2 separate regions of the Homo sapiens genome follow, and region 2 is linked to region 1. Evidence: read pairs that join two places in POLR2A ChIA-PET (ENCODE). Cell type or tissue: MCF 10A. All regions are shown on one strand. Each heading gives the region's core, and the rest is flanking DNA. Links, peaks and the distances in the headings are about the cores only.

Region 1 (4,390 bases), core at 177-4,176:
AAAGAGCCACAGGCAGTATGCAAATGAACAGGCAGGGCTGTGTTCCAATAAAACTTTATTCACAAAAACAGGTGTCAGGTCAGATTTGGCCCTGGGGCTGCAGTTCCAGTCTACAGAATAAGGTGTGCTCAGCTCAGCAGTGCAGTGAGCATTTTGGGTGTGGTTCTTTTTTACCTCTTCAGTGTCTCACCTGCCACACCCACTACCACTCCCCACCGCCACACCCTGTGCCAACTCCTTGTCCCTGGAAGTTGCCCAGAGGCCTTCTGCTTCCTTGGGGTCTTTGCACAGGATGTGTTCTCATCCTGCAGACCTGGCTGCCTGATTCTCCACCTGAAAATCTCCCACTTGCTTCTACAGATTCAGCCCACCCCTCTCAGGGGCCTTGCCAAGAACTGCTCCTTCAGCCCTGTCCCCTCACAGGCTTTATCCTGCTTGGCCTCTGAGCAGCACCAGGCCCTGTGCACCTCTCCCCTCCCCTCCCTCCTCTTCCTTGGGAGGCTGTTTTGCCTGTTTTCCTCCCGCCTCCCTGACTGCTCCTGCTCCACCCCCTTCCACTGTGTTCTCAGCTGCTGATGCTTCTTTCTGCCTCTTCTTCAGCCCCTTCATCTCTCTTCCTCGGGGTGACCTGCACCCCCATGACCTCACTCCCCACCTGGTTACTGATGGCTCCCAGATCCACGCCTCCAGCTGGGCCTCTGCAGAGCATGATCCCACCAGACACTCCACGCGGCAGGGGCTGTTCAGACTCACTGCTTTTCTCCCCACGCCTGTGCTTCCTCCTGAAATCCCCCTCTGTAAGATGGCATTGCTCTAGGACTGACAGGTTTGCACGCCCGCTGTGCAGTAACAGGCCAATTACATCGAGACAGCAGGGAAATAATAGCAGGGCACCAAGCCAGGAGATGGGAGGAAGCCCTGAAATTCATCTCCCTGAGGAGTTCTGGGCTGGGATTTTTAAGGGGATCATGGAGGGTGAGGGGTTGGGAGACTGGGGTCTTTGATTGGTTGGAGTGAGGGGAATGAAGCCACCAGGAGGTGGAAACTCCATTCTTTGTGAGTCTGTTCCCGTGGGGTCCTTGAGACCAGCTGACATCAGTAGTGTCACTGGTGTGCAAGGACCTAAAAGAATATCTCAAATGGAAAACTTACCATTTTATAGTGTTCAAGTTGTTATCTATAGAACAGTGACGGGGAACCTTAATCTTGTCACGGGGTCTACGTGATTTTAGGGCAATAGGCAAACACCTCTGAGGAAGCGGGTCTGGGAGCGGGCTGGCCTCGTGCCAAACGCTGGATGTGCTGCCAGCTGGGTTTATTTTCCTTCCCCCCTCCCTACTTCCCGGGTTCATTTTATAAAGCTTATAGGGATGGTCGCAGCATCTGAGGTGAACACATTTTGGGAGCATCTTTCTAGTCCACAGCAAACCCCTTAGCCAGAGCAGTCCTCCACCGTTGCCCAGTGAGACCCTCCCTCACTGGTCTGTGTCACTGCTCCAGGTTCAATGAGACCCTCCACCCAGATGAGCATGAGCCCAGCCAGGGTGGGCTGTTCAGTTTCTTCCCTGGGAATCTGGAGCTGGATTGAGCTGGTCTGCAGGTAAATGGGCTTTTATTGCGTGAGGGGGATATGGGAGAGGCTGTTCCCACCACCATGGGCCCTGGGACAGCAGCGGCTGTGGGTTGGAGAGAGCGGGGAAGGCAAGCTGCGCAGGCAGGGTCAAAAGAGGGAGGTGGCCCCGGGCTCCAGGCCCCCTGAGGCAGGCCATGGGGTGGCAGGGTAGGGGCAGTGCTCCTGTTGTCTGGATGTTGAAGGAGGTCCTGGGAGATGAGTGATGTGGCCCCATGGCCAGTCATCCAGACTTTCCAGCCCCAGCCACCTTGACCCTCCTTCCCTCAACACCTTCTCTTGCCCTTGAGCTGCTGCTCCCGACAAGTAGGTAGGTCCCCAAGTCACCAGATATTCTGTCATGCTTTAGGTGACTAGACCCCCACATCCCAGCAGCTGTGCTCCCTGGCTGCTCCTGAAGAGTTGCCAGCCCCCTCCCTGGCCCTCACCAGTCCTGACAAAGGGGCTGAGGGGACAGGGGCAGGACTGGTCTGCTGGGTCCAGGGTGGCTTGGGGCCAGGCCGTTCTGTATCCTGGTTTTATAAAACGAAGCTGTGCTGCTCCTTCAGGCGATGGGGCGGGGCAGAGGGGGCACAGACTCCTCCTGACATCTCTGGCTTTGGGACAAAACAATTTACCCGGTGGACTCTTCTAGCCTGGTCTGAGAGCCCAGCAGGCTCGAGACACTGCAACCTGGCCTGGCCGTGGGCAGGCAGGGAGTGGAGGTTGCGGCATCGTCTGGGCAGAGGAGCTGGGGCGTTTGCCAGAAGTCTCCAACGGGCCATCTGGTCCCAGAGAGCAGAGCACACAGCCTCAAGAAATACGAGAAAGGCGGCAGGGGCAGGTGAGCTACAAAGAGGGCTCCCCTGGGCAGTTTCATTTTTAGGGGATTGTTTCATATATCTTCGGACCTTCAGGGTTTTAATATGTTTGAAGCTGTGCAGTGAAGCCCAAGGTCCTCTATGTGACCTTGCAACCCCTCTGGGCCTTGGCCAGCTGCCGCTCTGCCCCTTGCCTGCCCTCCAGACTCTGGTAAACATCAGCAAACCTGGATGGAGAGGAACCGTGGATGAGGATGAAGTGGGGAGTAGGTCCTCCAAATCCTTCCAAAGCCACCTCATCCTTCCAGCTAGCTCCAGGCAGGAGCAGCAAGCTCCCTGTGCTGTCCTGCATCAAACAGGCAAGGACAGCTGGACACGGAGAGAAGAGGCTGCAGGAGAAATGAAATTACCTCCACAGCCCAGGCAAGACAGCAGCCAGGGGTGCCTATCTGCCAGCTGTGCAGGAAAGACCCCTTCCCCACCATCCCCCGCTGGTCGGGGAGAGCCACACTTGCTTTTACTTATACTCAGTAGGTGTGATTAGCAATGCGAGTCTGGGAAGTTTTTTTCTCGAACTAGAAACCTTGGGTGGCACCCTTGTTGGGGTAACAGTGAGAGGTGTGGGTGACAGAGGGGAGGGGCCTTGATGCTTCCTTGCTCTTGGCAGGGGGAGCTGGCTGGTGGATGATTCATTCATTCAGTAATTGTTTATCTAGAGGAAATGATGGGCAAAGGCCCTGTGGGGTGGGCAGTGTCATATGAGGTGTCAGGAGGTGGCTGCAAAGGAGAGGAGCTTGCAGGGGTTAAGGCAGCTGAGGGACCTTAACCCGAGGTGGCACCTGGCTTAGCTCTCATAGCTGTGGTTGCTGCTTTTACGGTAGATTAGATTTTCCTGAAGCATGGCAAGAAAGAATAGTTGGGACAGGCTAGGTTTCTGAGCAGAATGCAACCTTTGGCAAAACCCCATAAAATACTCTGTAGCTTAAAAAAAATCCCCAGACCTCAGCCAACTATAGTTATGCTCCTAAACCAGTTCAACAGAAGCCCTTACATGACTGCTGATCTGGGTGGCAGGTGGTGGCTGTCTGCACCCTAGGCTGCAGGGAGGATGGCCCCGGGAGCCCCCAGACCACAGACACCAACAGAGGCCCGGGGTGGGGTGGGCGGTACCAGAGGCAGCTGCCGAGGACTCTTGGAGATGCTCCCTCTGCTCCTCCTTTTGCCACCAGGGGCCTGAAAAAGGATTTCCTTCCGTGGGAAAATCCAGATCGGCCTCCCTGTCACCTCTTCTTCACCCTCATTCGTTCCTCCCCCTGGGATAATCTGACTGTGCCTGTTCAGCTCTGTGGCTAAACAGAGTGGATCCTGTCAGTCCTCACCCTACGGATCGCTGAGGTCCTGCACCTTTCGCTTGGCCATGCTCAGCTCCGGGGCTCCCACCCGCCTTGCCTTTACCCCGGGACTGCTCTCCGCCTCCGTGGCTGGGTCCTGTCCTCGGGCTCCCTTCTTCAGTAGCAAGGACCTTAGGTCCTCATCCTTGAGCCTCTTCTCTCCCAAACAGACCCTTGTACCTGAGCTTGTCCACTCCCGAGGAGAACAGACATGTGCCCAGGCCTCGGAAATCTGTTGTTTCTAGGCTTCCTCTCTGTAAAGTTCCTGATTCATATAACTCATTGTAGGAATTGTGACTGGACATCCAGAGGCATCTCAACTCCATTGTGTCCCAAACTGAACTGGTCCCCTTTCCCCCACATCCCTGTCCCTCCTTCAGTATCCTCTACTCGGAGAGTAATGTCACCTCCTAAACACCCAGCCCAGAAGCCCTGGGGTCAGAGGAATGCAGGCTTTGGAGTCAACCACCAGACTCAAATCCTGGCTCTACCACCTCCTGTGTGATCCTAGCAAGTTCCTGAGCCTCTCTGTGCCTTAGTTTCCCAGATAGCATCAGCGCTCCTCTTAT
Region 2 (4,390 bases), core at 217-4,216, 900 kb after region 1:
GTTGGTGCAAAAGTAATTTTAATGGCAAAAAAATGCAATTGCTTTTGCACCAACCTAATACAAAAGGCAGACTAGGAGTAAAGATAGTGATCTGCTCACTGCCTGCTCTTGGGGTATCTTCTGGTCCAAATGCTATAAATCTCAGGACACAGGCATGGGCAAAGACTTCATGTCTAAAATACCGAAAGCAATGGCAACAAAAGCCAAAATTGACAAATGGGATCTAATTAAACTAAAGCGCTTCTGCACAGTAAAAGAAATTATCATCAGAGTGAACAGGCAACCTACAGAATGGGAGAAAATTTTTGCAATCTATCCATCTGACAAAGGGCTAATGTCCAGAATCTACAAAGAACTTAAACAAATTTACAAGAAAAAAACAAACAAACCCATCAAAAAGTGGGTAAAGGATATAAACAGGCACTTCTCAAAAGAAGACATTTATGCAGCCAACAAACATATGAAAAAATGCTCATCATCACTGGTCATTAGAGAAATGCAAATCAAAACCACAATGAGATACCATCTCATGCCAGTTAGAATGGCGATCATTACAAAGTCAGGAAACAACTGATGCTGGAGAGGATGTGGAGAAATAGGAACGCTTTTACACTGTTGGTGGGAGTGTAATTAGTTCAATCATTGTAGAAGACAGTGTGGCGATTCCTCAAGGATCTAGAACTAGAAATACCATTTGACCCAGCAATCCCATTACTGGGTATATACCCAAAGAATTATATATCATTCTACTGTAAAGACACATGCACATGTGTGTTTGTTGTGCCACTATTCACAATAGCAAAGACTTGGAATCAACCCAAATATCCATCAATAATAGACTAGATAGAGAAAATGTGGCACATATGCACCATGGAATACTATGCAGCCATAAAAAATGATGAGTTCATGTCCTTTGCATGGACATGGATGAAGCTGGAAACCATCATTCTCAGCGAACTATCACAGGAACAGAAAACCAAACACCACATGTTCTCACTCATAAGTGGGAGTTGAGGAAGAAGAGCATAGACACAGGGAAGGGAATATCACACACCAGGGTCTGTCAGGGGATGGGGGATAGGGGAGGGATAGCATTAGGAGAAATACCTAATGTAGATGACGGGTTGATGGGTGCAGCAAACCACCATGGCACATGTATACCTATGTAACAAAACTTCATGTTCTGCACATGTACCCCAGAACTTAAAGTATAATTTAAAAAAAAAAGAAGAAGAAATTAAACTCATGCTTAATCCTGAAAAAAAAAATAAAGGAAAGAAAACATCTGTGACACAAAAGAGCCCCAAACCAAAGAGAGTTGCAAGTAATGCTGACCTTTTAGTAATAAAGGCTCTGGCACTGGTCTCTCCAGTTTGGCTTTGCTTTATAACCAGGAGGCAACTGGAAAACAAACAAAACATACAAGGTTTTATCACTTCATTCAAACAGACTTCAGAGAAGTGGCATCCAGGTATACTATAGAGATAATCAAATTCTATTGTTTGTCTAAGAGTCCACTGAATTTCTAAGTTAATTAAAGCAATGGGGAGAGAATAAAAAAAAAAAAACAGAAAGCCAGGCAAGGACTGTGTTTTCACTGGTGCTCCAGAAGATTCAGCAAGAAACAAGGGAGAGGAGAAAGGGAAACGAGCTGGCCAGACCTTCTCAGTGTGAGGGAAGCAAAGAATCACCGAGATGGTCCATTCATCTGCTCAACCACTGAGCACCCAGTGTGCACCAAGCTCTGTGCTGGAAAAATAAACACATAATTCCCTACCTCATGGAGAATGTAGCTCAGTAGGGGAAAGTCAGAAGCAAGTTGGCAATATGTGGTGTACAGGAGAAGCAGGGGCTGCCACGGGAGCACACAGCACCAGGCCTGGGGGCTCAGAAAAGCCTCCCCACAGGAAGCAACAGTGAATCTCAGACTCTCCTGCAGAGTAAGACCAGTTGGCCTGACATAGTGCATAGTGGGCTGAGGGAGGGGAGTATGAAGCAAGAGGAGAAAGCCTCAATCTGGAGAACAGCAAGCGTAGGGCTCAGGGAGCAAGCATGGGGTACAGGAAAAGGACAACTAGGTCAGAAGGCCTGGAGCAAAGAATGCAAGCAGGGTGGTGTCGGGTTCGCCACCTCTAAATATTATGCTCTCCATGGCTTCAGGCCCGCTGGACAAACCCAGGCAATGAACAGCCTCAGACCTGGAGAGCAGAACTCCTGACTCATACAGCTCATCTATCTTTGCACAGTGCCTTGTGTTCTTGCAGTCACACTCTTGGTTGCAGACACAATGCCAGCCGGAAATATGGCTGTGACAGGACAGTGACTCAGAGTATACAGTTGGGCAATGAGAACTTAAACCATAACTATAAGACTTTTTGCAAGAAAAACCTATTAGACAGAGACATACACACACTCAGATCAGCTACCCTAGCAACTCCTCCATTATATATTAAGAGGAGACCTCAAGCATTGCAAAATCTATTTGGGGGAATGGGGACCAGTTTTATTGCCTGCCTGTTCTTGAGAAAACTTGTGATAAATGGAATCAACTGAACCTTTTTTATTTTCAAATCTGCTCACACATAGCCTTAGGGTCATTTGTGATGTGAGACTGAAGGGGACTGGGATGCAGTGGATGACAGCTGCCCACCATCTGTCTGGTCCTAAACCATCCACCTTCCCACTGTAACTGCTCAGGCCCTCCTAGCCAGAGGCCTGTCAGGAGCCAATTGAGCTGTATCTATCCAGGTATCGTTACACATTTGTTTCAGTTGTGATTATTCTTTCTGGCAGACAAAGCCATCCTTGTGGAAGGTAGAGCAGGACAATCCCACCCAGGCACATGAACCAGGCAGCTGGCAGAGTGCATTGAGGTGGCTCTGCCATCTGCTGCTCAGAAGGAAGGGCCTGAGGCTCACACATGCCTCCAAAGCATGTAAACCCCAGACTTCACCAAACCAAGTGGTAACACCTCCATCCAAGTATCGTCAGCCCTTCTGGTCACATGGATGCATTGTGTGATTTCTCATCCTCTTCAAGTTTTAACCCTTGTCATTCACTTTGACCTGATAAAAATGCTGGGTTGCCAGTGGGAGGGGTTGAGAATAGGAAGCAAAGAGACTTCATAGTACGATTTGTCTTGCACTGGAGACAAATCAAGCCCTGGGATGGCCTTAGCCTCTTCTGTCCAGAGACGGTCCTGCTGAAAATAATAGATTTTATTCCTCAAAAAATTCATGTCATGGTTAGAGCTAAATCATTCTCCATTTTCGTCATTTTAGAAAACCAGAGATATAGTTCAAACTGGTAGTGACACCTTCTTCTACCACTCTGTGCCACCAGTGCCTAGCACACAAGCAGGTATTTATAAACAGTTATTGATACTATGTGATGAATTACTAGCACACAAGCCTGCTTATTTAGAAAAGGAAATTCTACAAAATCAAAGATCTAGAAGCACAGGTATGGACTATCCAGTAGAGAGTACACTTCAATATGTGGCTGCTCAAGAAGCCACTTATCAAATCAAACATAAGTGTGACTCTCATCACATGGGTCTTTTCAAAGTGGGGACCTATTCCTTTCCAGGATCTCACCTATTAGAAAAATGTATATTCACCCTATAGATTTTGTTTAAGATTCTGTCCTCTCTGTGGGGAGATATTTGGAGTTGTCACTCAGCAGCAGAGATCTGGAGGGACCAGATGGCTGGTAAAACAGGAGGCTATTCTCAATCCAGGGCCAACAGGAAAGCTGGAAGACAGAGCCCAAATTTAGTTTGAAACCTGATGCCCAACAGTATAAAATTAGAAATTCCTTTGAACCATCTGGTTCTTTTAAATAAATACCTGTTTGTCCAATCCTAGAATGGAAGGAGCTTCAAAGTCTAGCTCCCTTCCCTAAGACACAACATCTGTCCCATCCGTACTGAACAGCAGCCACGGGAGATACTTAATACTGGCTAGCTGACAGAGCCTAGGCTAATGGATGCCAATCTTAAGTACTCTAAAGTTCTTCAGAATCTTTCTAATTCCAATATCTCTTTCACTCTTCTCTTCCAACCACCAAATCCCCTCTTCTCACTCTCCCTGAGGCTAGAATACACACACACACACACACACACACACACACACACACACCCCGTCTAAAATATTTCAATGTAGTATTGTCCTTCTTCTGCCAACCCACCCATAACGATCATTCCTTCTCTACATTGCTCTACTTTCTATTGTCCTTCTCTCCCCTTCTCTGACAGTGATACGATTTATCCATAACCCCCCAAAAATCAACACTTCACACCCTTGTGAGGTGACTGTCTTAGTTCATTTTGTGTTGCTATAAAGGAATACCTGAGACTGGGTAATTTATAAAAAGAAGAGGTGTATTTGGC

What was found. Peaks named below come from ENCODE experiments on the same cell type or tissue, not always from the same donor. Only the 100,000 strongest peaks of a DNase experiment are listed, where the experiment ranks them.
Region 2: POLR2A ChIA-PET joins it to region 1 with 5 read pairs; 1 of 35 experiments calls an interaction of 5 or more read pairs at or near these places.

What each region holds. Positions count from the first base shown.
Region 1 is chr1:225,459,604-225,463,993 of GRCh38, reverse strand. The region is part of intron 2 of LINC02765 (long intergenic non-protein coding RNA 2765); the gene reads left to right. Among named protein-coding and RNA genes, the nearest start is that of LINC02765, 6.0 kb to the left of the region's middle. RefSeq lists an enhancer at 2,820-3,501. In MCF 10A, for the core only: no CTCF peak of the experiment used is centred there; DNase peaks (open chromatin) are centred at 873, 2,343 and 3,123.
Region 2 is chr1:224,563,210-224,567,599 of GRCh38, reverse strand. It overlaps a transcript of CNIH3 not described here. Among named protein-coding and RNA genes, the nearest start is that of CNIH3-AS2, 51 kb to the left of the region's middle. In MCF 10A, for the core only: no CTCF peak of the experiment used is centred there; a DNase peak (open chromatin) is centred at 2,239.